Regions from separate parts of the Homo sapiens genome. Here region 1 is linked to region 2. Evidence: read pairs that join two places in POLR2A ChIA-PET (ENCODE). Cell type or tissue: OCI-LY7. All regions are shown on one strand. Region 1 has its middle 92 kb from the start of KCNK12. Region 2 overlaps MSH6 (mutS homolog 6).

Region 1 (5,000 bases), 130 kb before region 2:
ATCTCTCATCCTGTAGAGATATTAAATGATTAGACTTATTTGGTAAATTGTATGGAATACAGATTATTTTTTCTTTTTCTTTTTCTTTTTTTTTTTTGAGACAAGGTGTCATTCTGTCACCCAGGCTGGAGTGCAATGCCACGATCTCGGCTCACTGCAACCTCTGCCTCCTGGACTCAAGCGATCCTCCTACCTCAACCTCCCAAGTAGCTGGGACCACAGACTCATGCCACCATGCCTGGCTAAGGTAAATTGTATGGGAGGAAATTGTCAAATGATAATTGATGCTAGATCTTCTTTCAGTTACATTTATTGATATAAATGTTCCCCAAATTATATAATGTTATAAAAATCTAAAATGTTATCAGTCATAATTTTGTTATGTTAAATCTTTTCTAAAGTTATATTTGTATAGGTATGTTATTAATGTGAATATTCTAATGATTATATTAAATTTATCAAAGTCTTGACGATCCTGATGTGATATGGTCAGTCATAATTCTGGTTGTTATCTTAAAATGCTGCACATAATAGAAATAATTAAATTTCTTTGTCAGTTGAACACTTTCATAGATTTAACCATGGCTATTTTAAGTTGTCGTCATCCACAGCTATTTTATTTTATTTTATTTTATTTTATTTTATTTTATTTTATTTTATTTTATTTTATTTTATTTTTTGAGACAGAGTCTCACTGTTACCTAGGCTGGAGTACAGTGGCACAATCTCGGCTCACTGAAGCCTCTGCCTTCTAGATTCAAGAGATTCTTGTGCCTCAGCCTCCCGCGTAGCTAGGATTAGAGGCACGTGCCACCATGCCTGGCTAATTTTTGTATTTTTGGTAGAGACATGGTTTCACCATGTTTGCCAGGCCAGTCTCAAACTAGCCTCAAGTCATCTACCTGCCTTGGCTTCCCAAAGTTCTGGGATTACAGGACAGGTATGAGCCACCATGCCTGGCCTGTCATTCATGCTATTGTTTTAAATTCTTCTCTAAAAGCATTTGCAGTGATCTATAGTCCTAAATTGATTTTCATGAAGAATACTCTAATGGGTATTCCTGAATACAGATTTCTGATAACTTTAACATCAATGGACTAAAGAAAAACTTTCAGAACGCCCGGGCATGGTGGCTCACGCCTGTAATCCCAGCACTTTGGGAGGCCAAGGAGGGTGGATCACCTGAGGTCAGGAGTTCAAGACCAGCCTGGCCAACATGGTGAAACCCTGCCTTACTAAAAGAAATACAAAAAAAATTAGCCAGGTGTGGTGGCACGCACCTGTAAATCTCAGGAGGCTGAGGCAGAAGAATCACTTGAACTTAGGAGGTGGAGGTTGCAGTGAGCCAAGATCGCGCCACTGCACTCCAGCCTGGGCGACAGAGTGAGACTCTGTCTCACACACACACACACACACACACACACACACAAAATCGAGAGGATATTTCCTGTCATAGTTGAAGTGTGCACTGGCTTTAAGTTCCCTGCCTCTAGACCCTATTTTCCTGCCTCACCTCCTCCAACTTTCCATCCACCCCTGCCAAACTCTTTTCTTTCCTATTCCAGACCCTCAGTCACTTGAGCTTTTGGCTCCACTGATCTCAAGGGACTGAGGGTCCCCCAGGTCAACTCTCTGAAGCTGAAAAGGAAAAGGGTTAATTAGAAATAACTGGATATTTTATCCACTCAGATGGTCTTTGGAGACATTCAGACAGCTGCTAGAGTCTCCTCAGTAATTGCCTAAAATTTAGTCCACAGCCTCCATATGACCTCTGATAATAAGCAAATAACACCAAAACTCCTTCTGGGAGAAAATATATCCTTTCTCCGTGCCTTTAATATGTAAATTTTCTACCCTGTCTTCTCTAGGACCTAAGCAGCATCTTTTTGAGATGCAAATTTTGGGGAGAAGATGCTCAGAAGAAGGTGGGGGAGGGGAGAAAGCTATTTAGAAACCAACTGGCATTTTTAAAAATTTCAAGTCTTTACCACAAGTAGTAAAAAGCTTTATCCATCTGAGAGAGTAATCTTAACTTATTCCATCTGCCAGAAACATAATTTAGATCCAATTACTCTTTTATAAACTAGGGAGTTTTATGTTACGGTACCTGGCACATGGCTAAAATTTTTAAATAAAAACTTGAAGATTTCTGTTTGCATCTATCTGTTTATGTATATCTGTGTATGTATAGTATGCATATGTGGTGTTTTCTCTACCTCTGGATGGTACTGCCAAATACCAAACTCGTATTGAGTGCTCTTATGTTCATGGCAATAAAGTTATTTGTACAAATTCAATTAAAATCTGTTCTCCTTTTAACAAGATACAATTGGTAAAAGGCCTTCACTGGGATGTCATAGTTGAGAATGATGTGCATAGAATCAGATTTGACTAGATAAGTTTTAAGAAGCTAAGGTTAAATTTGTGGACTCAATAAAACCCCTTGGAAAAAAAAAATCCTGGTACTTTGCATGCAGGGTTCTTTTACATGATTCCCTTACAGGTGAGTAAGGCAAGTCACTTCCGGTCAGATCCAGGAACCTCAGGATAATTTGGGGACCTCGATAAGAGAGGAATTCACCCAGATCTATATGTATTACAGGGAAAATCTGACGGTAAGTCTATAACTTGGCTTCCTAGCCTAGAGTGACTTTTAAAATTATACTCTAAGATTCCTTATGAGAAGTTCTAGCAAAGCAGATTTTAAAAGAGCATATATGATCAATCTATTCTTTCTGTGCTTCTGTAAATAAGTAGGCCAAATACAATGATTCTAAACTGACTTTTGCAAACAAATTAGTCTTACTGTGATTATCTGTGATTGAAATAGGGGTTACTTTAGAGAGAAAAATTATGTTTCAAGAGAGAATTACACTGCATCGTTATTAGATTTGTTAAATCAAGTTTAGCCTAAAGCTGCCTTATTACATATTTCAATACACTTGGTCTCTACCAGAGAGCTCCCCCTTTTTCCTCTAACCATTGGCAACTCAAAACCCAAAATCCAATCTCATGACTTTTGAGTTTATAGTAGGGTGAGAAAACGGTATGTGCTATCTTACCAGGCAACACCAGAATCCTGCTTAGAAAGGAAATTGTCTTGGTTTAGGAAAATACTGTTACAACCATCTGGTTATGAGAAGGTAGGCCCCGAGGCAGGACCTGGAAGGAAGAAGCTGTAGAAAGTGAGGGCTGAATTTCTTTTCACAAGACATGGCAGAATGGGATGGGGCTGGGGGAAGCATTTGCTCATGAAAGGGGAAGGGCAGAGAGACCCAGTGACATGGCAGAAGCAGGTTGGCAGATGCACAGTAGAGACTTTTAAACACAAGCTGTCTACGTTTTAAGATGTTTGTGTAAATTTCCTCCACTTCTTTCAGTACTTCAGTAAAGTTTTCTAAGGCCAAAATAGCCTTTATTTTTATGTATTTATTTATTTTTGAGATGAAGTCTTGCTCTGTTGCCCAGGTTGGAGTGCAGTGGCACGATCTTGGCTCACTGCAACCTTCACCTCCCAGGTTCAAGCGATTCTACTGCCTCAGCCTCCTGAGTTGCTGGGATTACGGGCGCATGCCACCATGCCCGGCTAATGTTTGTATTTTTAGTAGACAAGGGGTTTCACCATGTTGGCCAGGCTGGTCTTGAACTCCTGACCTTAGGTGATCCACCCACCTTGGCCTCCCAAAGTGCTGGGATTACAGGCATGAGCCACCATGCCCGGCCCAAAAGAGCCTTTGGTGTGTGCCTTTTTACTTTTGCTTTTGCCTTTATTTGTTTTAAGATAAGCCAAGGAGAGGGGCCAAGTTCTGTGGCTGGCACAGGGCAGGGTGAGCACATTTGGGATGAAGAGATGCCTTATAAACTGCATCTGTTTCGGGGAGCCTGGAACCTGAGGTGAGTACGACACTCAGTGTTTCTCTAAGTGCTTTTCTGAACACTTTGCTCATAACTTCGTTTAATCCTCACAACAATCCAATGAGGTATAGGTCATTAACCTCGTTTTACAGATGAGGAACCCGAGGCACAGAGAGGTTACCTAACTTGCCCAAGTTCACACAGATGGTGAATTAGCATTCCAACCCAGGCAGCCTGACTCCACAGTCCCTATTCTACTCACTGAGCCACACTGCCCCCTATCCTCAGCCGGTCTGCAGTGAGATTATAAAGTCTGCCTTCTTGCCAAGAATGCAAAGAAAACTCTGGACAGGAATGGGAGTTCAAGGAGTTCTTATTGAACTCTGATGGGGACAGGGTGACCCCAGGTCACACTTGGGCTGTCCCTTGTCATTCCATTGGTCCGTGCCCTCTTCCCAACTCGGCTGGCTCCTGGAGGGTACTATCGGTACAATGTGCCTTTACCAAATAATATCATACCCCACATTTGTAGTGGGATTTATACTTTGTCTATGGCCTTTCCCATATATGATCTAATTTAATTCACACAATGATAGACAGAAATCATTGTCTCTATTTACAGATGAGGAAATTGAGGCTTAGAGAAGCCGCATGGCTTGCCTGCATCATATAGCTGGTAAGTGACAGAATTCTGAGCTGGAACATAAGAATTTTTTTCTTTCTGTTCCTCTGTGCTCCTCAGTAGTTTAACTTATTTTAAAACAGTACCACATCCCCCTCCCCTCAAGAAACTACTGTCTAATTTTCTTTCCATTTTGAAAGCACAGGCCCCCTTTGCAAATGGTCTTTTTTTTTTTTTTTTTTTTTTGAGACGGAGTCTCGCTCTGTCACCCAGGCTGGAGTGCAGTGGCACAATCTCGGCTCACTGCAAGCTCCGCCTCCCGGGTTCACGCCATTCTCCTGCCTCAGCCTCCCGAGTAGCTGGGACTACAGGTGTCTGCCACCACACTCAGCTAATTTTTTGTATTTTTAGTAGAGATGGGGTTTCGCCATGTTAGCCAGGATGGTCTGGATCTCCTGACCTTGTGATCCACCCACCTCGGCCTCCCAAAGTGCTGGGATTACAGGCGTGAGCCAGCGCACCC
Region 2 (5,000 bases):
GTATTTCCTTTTGGCAACAGTTGTGACTTCTCACCAGGAGATTTGGTTTGGGCCAAGATGGAGGGTTACCCCTGGTGGCCTTGTCTGGTTTACAACCACCCCTTTGATGGAACATTCATCCGCGAGAAAGGGAAATCAGTCCGTGTTCATGTACAGTTTTTTGATGACAGCCCAACAAGGGGCTGGGTTAGCAAAAGGCTTTTAAAGCCATATACAGGTAAGAGTCACTACTGCCATGTGTGTGTGTTTGTGTGTGTGTGTGTGTGTGTGAGAGAAACAGACAGACAGGCAGACTTTTTTCTATATGATGAAATTAAGTGTATTTTACCCCAGTAAATTGCAAGGGGTGGCAGTTGTGAAAGCTTCTGGCATGGGAAAGGGATGTAACATGGTCTTTAGCTGGTTTGTTTTGTGGAATGGAATTTTTATTTCTGTCCTTTGAGTGACTTACAGCAATATTATACCCTTAATAAGGGTAAACTAAACTGTCCCCCCATCTTGAAGGGTCCAAGAGAAAGTTAATGTCATCAGGATACATAGCCTATAGATAGCGACATTCTCTAGGGAAAGATGGAGATGCGCACTACCTGGCCTTCAAACTACTCACTAATGAACACATCTGAGTTGAGTTTCACACCAAACTCCTGGAACCATAACTTTCTTTTCCCAGATCTAGTCTTGTTTATCACAGACATCAACAGCCTGGCATGTTTAGCCTCACTTGGGCTAGGTGCACCCCATCGTCTCTTGTACAAGTTCTCTTTCTTTCTTTTTTTTTTTTTTTTTTCTGGAGACAGAGTCTCACTCTGTTGCCTAGGCTGGAGTGCAGTGGCGCAATCTCGGCCCACTGCAACCTCCGTCTCCTGGGTTCAAGAGTTTCCTACCTCAGCCTCCCGAGTAGCTTGGGATTATAGGCACACGCCACGTTGCCTGGCTATATATATATATTTTTTTTTTGAGACGGAGTTTTGCTCTTTTGGCCCAGGCTGGAGTGCAATGGCGCAATCTCAGCTCACTGCAACCGCCACCTCCCGGGTTCAGGTGATTCTCCTTCCTCAGCCTCTAAAGTAGCTGGGATTACAGGTGCACACCACCAAGCCCAGCTAATTTTTTATTTCTAGTAGAGATGGGGTTTCACCATGTTGGCCAAGCTGGTCTTGAACTGCTGACCTCCAGTAATCCACCCACCTCCCCCTACCAAAGTGCTGGGATTATAGGCGTGAGCCACTGTGCCCAGCCGCCCAGCTAATTTTTGTATTTTTAGTAGAGACGGGGTTTCACCATGTTGGCCAGGCTGGTCTCCAACTTCTGACCTCAGGTGATCTGCCCATTTCGGCCTCCCAAGAGTCTCCAGTCTAGTACGTTGTCGTACTCGGTGTTGTAAAATCCAAACAAGGGTCAGTTTCCCAGGTAACTGGGAAATTCCCAGAATCACACTCTTTCGTCATAGTGCTCATCCTACAAAAAAGGATTGGGGGCATTTTGTCTAAAATTAAATGTAAATGGTGATCTGACATACAGGTGGAAAGAGAATTGGGAAGTTTTGTTCTCTCTTCTACCAACTTGCCACATAATCTTGGCCAAGCAAAGTAACTTGTTTTTTCTTTTAATCTTTTTAAAAGAAATAGAGACACAGTTTTGCCATGTTGCCCAAGCTGGTCTCAAACTCCTGCCTGAGCTCAAGCAGTCTGCCCACTTCGGCCTCCCAAAGTGCTGAGACTACAGGCATAAGCCACCATGCCCCTGGGCTCGGCCAACTTTTTCGTTTTCTTTTCAAGAGATGGGGGTCTCACTCTGTCACCCAGCCTGGAGTATAGTGTTGGGATCATAGCTCACTGGAGCCTTGAACTCCTGGGCTCAAGTGATTCCCCCCTGTTTTAGCCTCCTCAGTAACCGGGACTAGAGGTGTCTGCCACCACACCTGGCTAATTTTTATATAGTTTTTTTTTTTTTTTTTTTTTTTTAAAGAGATGACGGTCTTGCTATGTTGCCCCCAGGGTGGTCTTGAATTCTTGGCCTCCAGTGATCCTTCTGCATCAGGCTCCCAAGTAGTTGGGTGATCTGGCTAAAGTAACTTATTTTCTGATACTGTTTACTTATATTTAGAATGAATCTCATTGGGGTTGCACTGGGGCCGGGCATGGTGGCTCACACCTGTAATCCCAGCGCTTTGGAAGGCCAAGGCAGGTGGATCACCTGAGGTCAGGAGTTCCAGACTAGCCTGGCAAACATGGTGAAATCCCGTCTCTACTAAAAATACAAAAATTAGCTGGGCATGGTGGCACATGCCTGTAATCCCAGCTACTTGGGAGGCTGAGGCAAGAGAATCGCTTGAATCTAGGAGGCGGAGGTTGCAGTGAGTCAAGATCATGCCACCGCACTCCAACCTGGGTGACAGAGCGAGACTGTCTCAAAAAAAAAAAAAAAAAAAAAAAAAAAAAGGCTGGGCACGGTGGCTCGCGCCTGTAATCCCAACACTTTGGGAGGCCCAGGCGGGTGGATCACGAGGTCAGGCGTTCGAGACCAGCCTGACCAAGATGGTGAAACACTGTCTCTACTAAAAATACAAAAATAAGCTGAAATCCCAGCTACTCGTGAAGCTGAGGCAGAGAATTGCTTAAACCTGGTAGGCGGAGGTTGCAGTGAGCCGAGATCGCGCCACTGCACTCCAGCCTGGGGAACGGAGTGAGACTTCATCTCAAAAATAAATAAATAAATAAATAAATAAAATAAAATAATAAATAAAGTAAAAAGATCTCTCATTGAACCAGATGATATATGAAGTCTCTTTTAGGACCAATTTCGAGATTTAAAAAATTTGGCAGAATTACTTTTTTTTTTTGCAGCGGAGTCCAGCTTTATCACCCAGGCTGGAGTGGAATGGCACAATCTCAGCTCACTGCAACCTCTGCCTCCTGGGTTCAAGCGATTCTCCTGCCTCTGCCTCCCAAGTAGCTGTGATTATAGGCGCCCACCACCAGGCCCAGCTGATTTTTGTATTTTTCAGTAGAGTTGAGGTTTCACCACGTTGTCCAGGCTGGTCTCAAACTCCTGACCTTAAGTGATCCGTCCACCTTGGCCTCCCAAAGTGCTGGGATTAGGTGTGAGCCACTGGGCTGGCCCAGAATGATTTTTAAAAAGAGATCAGTAAGGCCAGGCAGTGGTGGCTCACGCCTGTAATCCCAGCACTTTGGGAGACTAAGGTAGGTGGATCACCTGAGGTCAGGAGTTGCAGACAAGCCTGGCCAACATGGTGAAACCCTGTCTCTACTAAAAATACAAAAATTAGCCAGGCATGGTGACACATGCCTGTAATCTCAGCTACTCAGGAGGGTGAGGCAGAATTGCTTGAACCCGGGAGTCAGTTTCTTTTTTCTTTTTTTGAGATGGAGACCCACTTTGTCACCCAGGCTGGAGTGCAATGGTGCAGTCTTGGCTCACTGCAATCTCTGTCTCCGGGGTTCAAGTGATCCTCCTGCCTCAGTCTCCTTAGTAGCTGAGACTACAGGTGTGCACCACCACACCTGGCTAATTTTTGTATTTTTAGGAGAGATGGATGTCACCATGTTGGCCAGGCTGATCTTTAAACTCGTGACCTGAAGTGATCCACCCGCCTTGGCCTCCCAAAATGCTGGGATTACAGGTGTGAGCCACCACGCCCAGCCCTAAAGTTGTATTTTGATGGAACGAACTGTTTTGAGAAATAAATTTTAACGCGTTGAGTCTGAACTGGGCTGCCCTTTCAAAATGTGAAGGCCCCTTAAAGTAGCACATTGGTTGGTTATTCTTTTATTTATTTAGATATATCTGATCTAGTTGTCTTTGGGACAAACTCATATTTAATATCATAGCTGCATGTAACTGACAGTGTAGTCTTTGTCTTCCTGAAGTGTTTGTTTGTTTTTTGAGATGGAGTCTTGCTCTGTCGCCCAGGCTGAAGTGCAGTGGTGCGATCTTGGCTCACTGCAACCTCTGCCTCCCGGGTTCAAGTGATTCTCCTTCCTCAGCCTCCCGAGTAGCTAGGACTACAGGCATGTGCCACCACACCCAGCTAATTTTTGTATTTTTAGTAGAGATGGGGTTTCACCATATTGGTCAGGTTGGTCTTGAACTCCTGACCTCGTGATCTGCCTGCTTCTGCCTCCCAGAGTGCTGGGATTACAGGTGCGAGCCATTGTGCCCAGCTAGTAAGTTTTTAAGAAAGATTCTCAAACCTCTTTTAAATCGTCTGCCTCACTTGAAGAGGTATGCCCTACCTGTTTAGGGCTGTAGACCCAGGTCATTAGAAGACAGACTAAGTAGTCCTGGGTGAACCCATAGGGCACCTTCAAGGAGGTAAAATTGGTGATTTTAGTTTCACCAGTAGTTTTTCCCTGAATATTTATTCCTTTTGTGCTTTATTGATCTATCTATATCAATAAAAAGTAATGGGGCATAACAAATTATACTTGTCATTCTTGTTCATTAGGGCAAATGTTGTAGGTTGAGTCAAGTGTCCAGCCAACAAGTTATTTTATGTGTGTGTGTGTGTGTGTGTGTGTGTATACATATATACATTTTTTTTTTTTTTTTTCATCGAGACAGGGTCTTGCACTGTCGCCCAGGCTGGAGTGAAGTGGTGCAATCTCGGCTCACTGCAACCTCTGCCTCCCAGGTTTAAGTGATCTTCCCACCTCAGCCTCCCAAGTAGCTGGGACTACAGGCGCACACCACCACCCTTGGCTAATTTTTGTATTTTTTTTTTGGTAGAGATGGGGTTTCACCACATTGCCCAGGCTGGTCTTGAATTCCTGACCTCAAGTAGTCCGCCCACCTAAGCCTCCCAAAATGCTGGGATTACAGGCGTGAGCCACCACACCTGGCATATATATATTTTAAGATAGAGATGGGGTTTGCTATGTTGCCCAGGCTGGTCTTGAACTGCTGGGATTACAGGCGTGAGCCTCTGCACCCGGCCCTTATTGTTTATAAATACATTTCTTTCTAGGTTCAAAATCAAA

The links. ChIA-PET counts read pairs that join two places held together with the same protein. Peaks named below come from ENCODE experiments on the same cell type or tissue, not always from the same donor. Only the 100,000 strongest peaks of a DNase experiment are listed, where the experiment ranks them.
Region 1: POLR2A ChIA-PET joins it to region 2 with 6 read pairs; 4 of 35 experiments call an interaction of 5 or more read pairs at or near these places.

Annotation. Positions count from the first base shown.
Region 1 is chr2:47,660,868-47,665,867 of GRCh38, forward strand. It overlaps a transcript of MSH2 not described here. Among named protein-coding and RNA genes, the nearest start is that of KCNK12, 92 kb to the left of the region's middle. RefSeq lists enhancers at 3,121-3,622, 3,623-4,122. In OCI-LY7, CTCF peaks have their summits at 4,131 and 4,334; DNase peaks (open chromatin) are centred at 1,454, 1,914, 3,157 and 4,104; H3K4me3 peaks cover 1,714 bases; H3K27ac peaks cover 3,891 bases.
Region 2 is chr2:47,790,907-47,795,906 of GRCh38, forward strand. MSH6 (mutS homolog 6) reads left to right here. Exons shown (of 10, transcript NM_000179.3): 2 at 21-217; 3 at 4,988-5,000. Among named protein-coding and RNA genes, the nearest start is that of MSH6, 10 kb to the left of the region's middle. In OCI-LY7, no CTCF peak of the experiment used is centred here; no DNase peak of the experiment used is centred here.